Regions from separate parts of the Homo sapiens genome. Here region 1 is linked to region 2. A link is a contact called in ENCODE Hi-C or POLR2A ChIA-PET data. All regions are on one chromosome and are shown on one strand. Each heading gives the region's core, a stretch centred on a gene start or an enhancer-like site at or near the end of the contact. The rest is flanking DNA. Distances are from core to core; before and after follow the strand shown.

Region 1 (3,734 bases), core at 1-2,500, 170 kb after region 2:
GTGAGAATAGCACCACACCCCTCACAGGTTGCTGTGAGAATTCTGCCCCAGGTCAGTGCTTTGCACACAGTGCATGCTCAACTCATGCTTCCTTTTCCCACATGCTGGGGCCTCCCAGTTCCCCCAATGGAACCCAGAGCTGTGACAGTCAAGGGCCCAGAATCCAGGACATCTGTCCCACCAGAATCCAGGATATCCGTCCCAAGTCCCAGCCAGCAGCCACTAGAGCTGAGGCTCTGTGTGAAGCAGCACCCTCTCTAAGCATCCCTCTGTCCCTTGCAAACTAAACAGAATGATCCAACTTCATTATTTGGTGGATGAGCCCAGGATTTCTTAGCACAAGAGAGACCCCTTTCTGCCCTGGCAGTGGGAAGCTGTTTCTCTACCCTCTGGGAGGTGCAGAGTTGGGTGACCTTGGGATGGGTCTCCAGGGCAATGTCTTCATGTGTGCCTACACCTCCCACCCCTCTCACAGGCAGTGGTGAGTTTTGCCAACCCCCACCATGCCCAGAACTGAACAGGAAGTGGTAACTTGGTTGCCATGGCAGCGAGAGGGGCAGGAATGGGTGAGGTTCCTCAAGGAGCATTGGTATCTGTGAGGTGGGAAAGGCATTCACACACTGGTCCCTTCAGGACAGAGGCAGGGACAGGATGTGGCATCAGCATTTCAAGAAAAATGTTCAAATTCAGTTCAAAACACACATGATGCAATGATTGCTGTCATAACTAAGCAGGGCTTCCTGACAGAGGCCAAGCAGAGAAAGCTATTTGTGTGAGGAAATTGAGGGCTCTGCTTTAAAGCCTGAGGAAGCCTAGCAGATAAAGGAGCCAATGCAGAGAGGGTCCAGAGCTTTATCTTGGCTTGGGAGGCCTGGGTTAGCTTCGCCTGGGGCCTGATATTAGGGTAAAGAGCTAAGTCAGCCCTAATCTCCTCCTTCCCCAACCCACAAAACACTAAACAAGAAAACTGCTGGTAAGGAGGGTAAGAAAAAGGCCCTGAGCTCCTGCCTCTGTACCCACTCCCTCCTCCACAAGTCAGCCCCTTCTCCCCTCACCTGAGACGCAACCCTGTGGCCACAGCAGCAGCAGCAGCAGGAAGGCTGGGGCCATGGTTCCATCCAGCTGGGCAGTGTCAGGCCTGGAGATCCAAGGTGAGGGCCCACCCGACACAGGATGTGCCACCTGGGCCTGCCAGGGAAGGACCCGGGGTTCTAAAAGTGAAGCTGCCCATTTAGGGAAGTGAGGCAGTGTGGGACCCACTGCCCCCAGCCAACCGCAGGGATTCATTGAGCCTATTATGAGGGCGGTGCTGGCAGCTGTTTCCGCCCTTTTCCTCGGAACTTCAGGCAGGTGTGGCTGCTCCACCCAGTCTGGGGCCCCAAGCCGGGAGGACTCACAGTCAGAGGGCTCCCCGCCCTCCCCAACCTCCCCCAGAAACTGGTCCCTAGGATCCAGCAAGGGGGCTGGGGTGAGGCTTCTGGAACGTCAGGTATAGACCTTCCTGGAATCTTCTGGGCTCAGAGACCCAGGGGTGCGGGCTCTTAGGCTGAGATGGAGCATCTCAGACCCTAGTTTCTTACATATATACATTCACAGGGAAGTTCTTATAAACTCTCATTCATTCATTCATTGCAGATTCTTTCTGTTCCTTCCTCTCTCTCTCTCCCAGGCTCCTGGCTGCTCAGAACAGTCACTTGTGTTCACTGTTGCAAATAACCTCTTACAGGCTCACTTGAAATCTTACTTTTGTCAAGCGGGAAAAATGCAAATTGTTAAGACTCAGGGCATAAATTTTGGGTTGAGGGAGGGGTTCCTGTACTCTCACACACAGGTGTGCATGCACATGCACTCACACTCACAGTCTCACTTTGTCTTTTATTCACTTTCACACACACACACACACGCCCATGCACACAGTCTCACACACACCCCAGCAGCCTCTCCTTTTCCCTATCCATACGTCTCCTCTCTCTGTCCCTCTCCCTGCCTCTCCTCCTGTCGACTCTACTCACCATCAGCTCCCTCTAGACTCCTAGTCCCTCGTGCAGGCTTCCTACAGCCTCCGCAGTACTTCCCCTCACCCACCTCATCTCAAGACCCCCTTCCTCCCCTGCCTCCAGCCTACGTCAGCACGCAGGCAAGTGCCCTCCACTTCCTCCTGCTCAATGCTATCTCGCCTGTACAGCCACCAGCTCCAGTGGAAATGACCCAGCACTAGGCCCAAGACCACACCCTTCACTTACCCCAAGGCCTAGAATCAGAAGCATCAATTTTTGATGTCCGGTACCTGTGTCATCTGCTCCTTCAGTGTGTGGGGACCCAGCTGGACTCCCGTGATTATGTATGCTCCCCCTACTCACTAGTGCCATGTTTCTACTCCTTAGATGGGACTGTCAAAAGGTAAACTGAGGCACAATAAAATTTTAAACAGATTATTTCAGCAAACAACAATTCATGAATCAGGCAGCTCCAAACAGAAGAGGTTGAGGAGCTCCACTGGGGGAATGCAAGGGGAAGACTCCTACAGGACAAGTAAACTGAAGAAAATATTTAATTAGTTATAGTTATATAGTTCCCTTATTTGGCCTATCCTGTTGGAAAGACCCTAGTTAATTATATAAGTTTCTTTTGATTGGTTGAGCTTAAGTTCTATTTTTCCTTAATATACACATTTACAAGAAATAGCTCGTGTTAAGTTTCACTGATATTTGCAAATCAAGCAAAGTTGAGGTCACTTATGAGGCCTAACTGTTTTTTTAATTTTTGCTCAGGGACTCTTCAGGCCTGGTCTCCATTTTCATTAATTTTAACAGGACTCAGAGCAAAAAGTCCTCAAGCTTGCATGGCCACAATCTTAAATTGACCTTGAAGCCCCAAGCTCCAAGCAAAGAAGTCTATCTCGGCTGACCCTAAGCTTTTGTAGTCTCTCAACTCATTCACTCACTCATTAATTCATTCATTCATTTGTTCATTCCCACAACCTCATTGCTATGCATGGGGCTAGGTAGGCACTGGGGGCGTAGGAATGAGACACGATTGTCACTTGAGACCTCTCAGCTCACAGACGTGTTTTGTTTTCCTTATTCACCCTTCCTTTTTCAATGTTTCTCACCCAGTCCTCAGAACTTCCTGAGCTCCCTGAGTTCAGGGGCCATCTCCCCTCCCCAGCACACACAGTAAGTTCCTCCATCCCTTCCCCCATCAGAACAGTAAGTTGCTTCAGGAGTGGGGGATTTATCTCTTGTGGGGACTTTATGCGCTTGGAATCCATGATTCTATGAAACTGATACAGTGCGCCCAGCACTGAGCCAATCATCGTCTAAAGTGTGACCCTTGGGATCACTGTGCTGATGAGGGTAGAAAGAATCAAACATTCATTCGCTGATCGAGGAAGTATGCACTGGATTCAATCTTTCTTAAGAGAAATTTGGAAGCATTGGTCAAAATCATTAAAAATACGTATACATTAGACTTTTACATCTATCATTTGATTTAATACAGCAGTGTATTTTGTCTTTATATTTATTTTTCCCATTTAAAAATTAAGGCCTAATTTACATACAGTACTATTCACCCTTTTCAGTGACGAGTTCTGGGAGTTCTAGAGACTTGTATCCAATGCCGTAATGGAGACAGAGAAGAGTGCCATCATCCCGAAAAGCTTTCCTCTGCTCCTTGTTAGTCATCCCTTCAGTCCCAGACAAACACTGATCTGGTGGGGTTTTTTCCTGTCA
Region 2 (3,828 bases), core at 792-3,291:
AGGCCCTGGGACAGCCTCTAATATGGTAGCTTCATTCCAAGGAAGAGTTTAAAGCACAAAGAAGAGCTGTTCTAGTTAGTATGAGTCAGGGCTAAATGTTAAGTCTCCTGATGCTCACTGGGGCACACCATCTCTCAGCATTAGGTGCCAATACATAACATGCCAAATGGGTTTGATGTGAGAAAGGAAGTGTCTGCCTTATAGGAATCACTTGGCCTGCATCTACCCCAGGATTTCCAAGCCTCCCTTTGCCAGCACTGGAAACGCATTTTGAGAAATTGGAGTTGGGGCCAGAAAGCATTCTATTCCCATCACTGGAATCTGTGTGGCTTCTATTTGCAACTCCAGTAGATGTGAAACTCTTAAAATGATTTTTTCCAGGGTAGGAAGGAACACAATGATGTCTTTGGCTAAACAGTGCCGGGCTACTGCACAGTTCAATCCTGAGCTAAGTGAAGGGGGAAAAGTCCGGGGCACTAATCTGGCGTGACTGGCAGCACCCGATGGGGTAAGGAGGACAGATGAGAAGGGTAGGAGAGGACTGGTGGGGATAGGGGAACAGGGAAGGGATGGAAAGGCCTGCTTCTGAAGGCTTGCATCTAACAGAAAAGGAAGGGAACCTCCCTGACTTACCATGCGGGACCCAGGTAATTTTCATACTGGAAGCACAATCTACAAAATGCTTCCCTCCAACCCATCCCCATAGGTACAATTTTACCAAATAAAATCATTCATACTCACATCCAAATTTGCCAATCTGAGCAAAATATAGTTAGTAACAAAGGAAGGCAATTTTCATATTTTATCATTCATCATAGAAAAAAAGCTTTAATATTTTTTAATTAAATACAGAAGAAAATTGTGTTGCCAGAGAGATTGTTTGCCTGCCTTTGAACAAATTAACAACACCTGTTTGCAAACAAAAGAATTTCCAGAATGGAGTCAAACCCTTTATTCTCTGTTCAGGACCCAGCCCATTCATGTCTTTTGTATACAGTATCAAACACATAGTAGGTGCTGAATAAGTATCTGCTGACTGAATGGGGTGCCTCTTTTATCCCTATCCTTTATTTCCCAACCCTAAACTGGATCTTGATCCATGGGGAAAATATCCCCACCCATCCATTCCTAGAGTAGCCCTGTCTCTTTCAACAGTCTTTGATACATAACATTGGTTTAGAGACATATGCCTGAAGGGAAAAGAGGGAGGGTTTCAGGCAGAGAAAGAAACACACAAAGACAGGGCACAGAGACTAGGCAGAAACAAAAAGATCTAAGACAGAGAGAGAGAGTAACTGAAACACAGGTGCAGAGCGGGAACAACTGTGGGAGACAGGGACAGAAAAACCAAGTCAGAGAAACTTAAAACGCACACCATTGGAGATAAAGAGATAAAAGGGCTGGGCCAGAATGATCATCTTGAAGTTTCTACTCAGCTTTAATGTTTTCTGATAGAGAAAATGGCAGAGAGAGAGGAAGACACGGCCTAAGCAGGAGGATAAAGAGACAAAGGAAGTTAGTAGAGGCAGAGGCAGCCAGCCAGGCGTGCCTAGCCGGGAAGCCTGGTCCTACCCCGGCCTCACACCCACGGGGATGGGCTCCCATGCCCACTTTCGGCTCCTACCTTAAGTCCAGCCACCCTCTTCCCCTACCCGCCCCTAAAGATCTCCAAACCACTCGGCAAATCAAATCCTCTCTCCCCAACATCCTCCGTGAAGCATTCTCGCTGCTCCAGCCCGCACTCAGCTCTTCCCCTCTCAACTCCTAAAGCCACACCCACCTCCCCTAACCACAGGGCAGGGCTGTTTTCGAGTTTGCCCTTGGCTCCTATGAGCACATCTTGACTCCTGCAAAAGAACTGTGTGCTTGTCAGGGCTCCAGACCCTACCTCCTATATTCCAGTATTCTTCATGACACCAGCCCAATGCCCGGTCTTCCTAAGTGCTCAGTGAATACTTTAGGGCCTGACCGGCCCTAAAGTGCACGCGGGGACCGTGGCCGTCCCCTGGTCAGTTTGGCAGGCTGGCCACGCTGAGGCCATCTCCTGGGCTCCTGCGCCCTCTGCCGGCCAGGAGGGGACCCGCACGCGGGACAGCTCGCGGCCGGAAGGGCGCGCCTGCTGCTGGGAGGCTGGCGAGGACGCGGGCGGCCCTGGCACCGTCCGAGGGTTCTGGGAAGGGTGGTGGGCACAGCCAGGAACAGCTGCTGTGTTCCTCTTAGGCGTAGGAGAACAACCCCTCTCGCCCCTACACCTCCTCCGGCCCTGCCCGCTGGGCGCTCAGAGCTTCTCGTCCAGCTCCAGGCCCTGGTTATCCCGGGCGCCCCCGCGCTCGGGGCCTGGGCTGCCGCCGTGTGTCCCACTCAGGTAGTTCTGGATGGCGGAGGCGCAGTCTAGCCGCTCCATGACGGTCATGAGGTAGTGCAGCTCCTGCAGGCTGCCGTTCTGCTCCTCAAACAACTCCAGGATGGCCGCTGCGGGGCTGCGCTGGCAGGACAGGAACCTGGCCCGAGGTAGGGGAGGAAGAGAAGGGTGTAGGAGCAGGGAGGGGCTCCCCCCCTGCTGCAGGCTCCCTGGGCTGCGCAGCGCAAGGTCCGTCCCTTCCCCATCCTGTAGCTTTTGTCCTTGTCCTGCTCTTGCCTGCCTTCCAGGGCACAGGAGGTGGGAAGCCCCAGGGCTTTGAAACTTGAGATTGTCCTGGCTTGGAGGCCAACTCTGACCCCTACTCCTCTCTAGGCTTCAGTTTCCTCTTATTAAGATGAGGGCTTAGACAAGAGGACCTCTAAGTTTGCTACAGTTCTGATGTTCTGTAATTGCCTTCTCTACCTCCCCCACTCCAAATACACCCCTAGCCTCCCCCTAGCCTCCTAACTCCCTCCTTCCTCCCTCTCTCCTAGGCCACAACATCCTGCTCACTACTAAGGAAACAGTTGCTGTAAACCATGGCTTTTTATCACGACTCTCCCGTCCACTAAAACCTTCCAGAGTCTCTCACCTCCTAACCAGCCCACGCTCCATGAGCCTTTCTGGCTCATCCAGCACCTGGCCTTGCCCTGTCTTTATGCTTTCTCTCCTTTCTCCCATCCTGAACCCCCTTAGCTCAGGCCTCTCTCTTTCTCGCCTTGCACACACTACACCCACAGCCACCTCTGCTACTCCCCAAAACAAAATGGCTGATCTCTTCCCCATCACTTCCTCCCTGAAGCCCTTTCTAGTTCACCCCTCCCAGGTGGAAGAGAACATTCTGCATCCCTCAGTTCAGACTTCTGGTCATAACGCCCGCAGTTCATTATTATTCTTGCTTCAGCTGTTTTCTGTCTCTCTTCAATGTGTTATACAATACTGGATTCTTACAGGAAGGCACAAGGAACACTTGCCTTTATTTTTCAAGCTCTCTGAACCCTTTACTAGTGTGTGCGCTCCTAGGCGCCGGGACCATGCCTCATTCATCTTGTATCATAGTGCTTAGCACAGTTTCCAGGGCATAATAGGTACTTGATAAATGTTTAAATGAATGATTTAAAAATCCACCCTGTAGTTTGCAGACCAGCCTGGCCAACCTGGTGAAACCCCGTCTGTACTAAAAATAAAAAATTAGCTGGACATGGTGGCGTGTGCCTGTAATCCCAGCTACTCGGGAGGCTGAGGCAGGAGAATTACTTGAACCCGGGAGATGGAGGTTGCAGTGAGCCAAGATTGCGCCATTGCACTCCAGCCTGGGCGACAGAGCAAGACTCCGTCTCAAATAATGATAATAATAATAAATAAAAATCCACCCTGTTTTCAGGGTCCAGCTCTAGCCCCATCACCAGGATAAAGTCTTCCCTGAC

What was found. A loop is a pair of places that touch in the nucleus more often than their neighbours do. ChIA-PET counts read pairs that join two places held with the same protein, here RNA polymerase II (POLR2A). Pooled maps may share reads with other maps.
Region 1: a loop to region 2 is called in a pooled map, with 5 times the contacts of the local background. The contact joins the promoter of TREML2 here to the enhancer-like site in region 2. A Hi-C loop is called at or near these places in 5 of 50 pooled maps. POLR2A ChIA-PET finds 5 or more read pairs at or near these places in 3 of 52 experiments (CD4-positive, alpha-beta T cell, K562 and activated CD4-positive, alpha-beta memory T cell).

Annotation. Positions count from the first base shown.
Region 1 is chr6:41,199,899-41,203,632 of GRCh38, forward strand. TREML2 (triggering receptor expressed on myeloid cells like 2) reads right to left here and starts at 1,251. Exons shown (of 5, transcript NM_024807.4): 1 at 1,056-1,251. The coding sequence starts at 1,110. RefSeq lists an enhancer at 1,470-1,539.
Region 2 is chr6:41,026,095-41,029,922 of GRCh38, forward strand. UNC5CL (unc-5 family C-terminal like) reads right to left here. Exons shown (of 9, transcript NM_173561.3): 9 at 801-2,501. The coding sequence ends at 2,279. Among named protein-coding and RNA genes, the nearest start is that of UNC5CL, 11 kb to the right of the region's middle. RefSeq lists enhancers at 1,615-1,684, 1,755-1,954 and a silencer at 2,095-2,204. Within about 2 kb of position 2,042, at least 28 of the 41 ENCODE cell types and tissues checked have a DNase peak (open chromatin) inside an H3K27ac peak, as active enhancers do.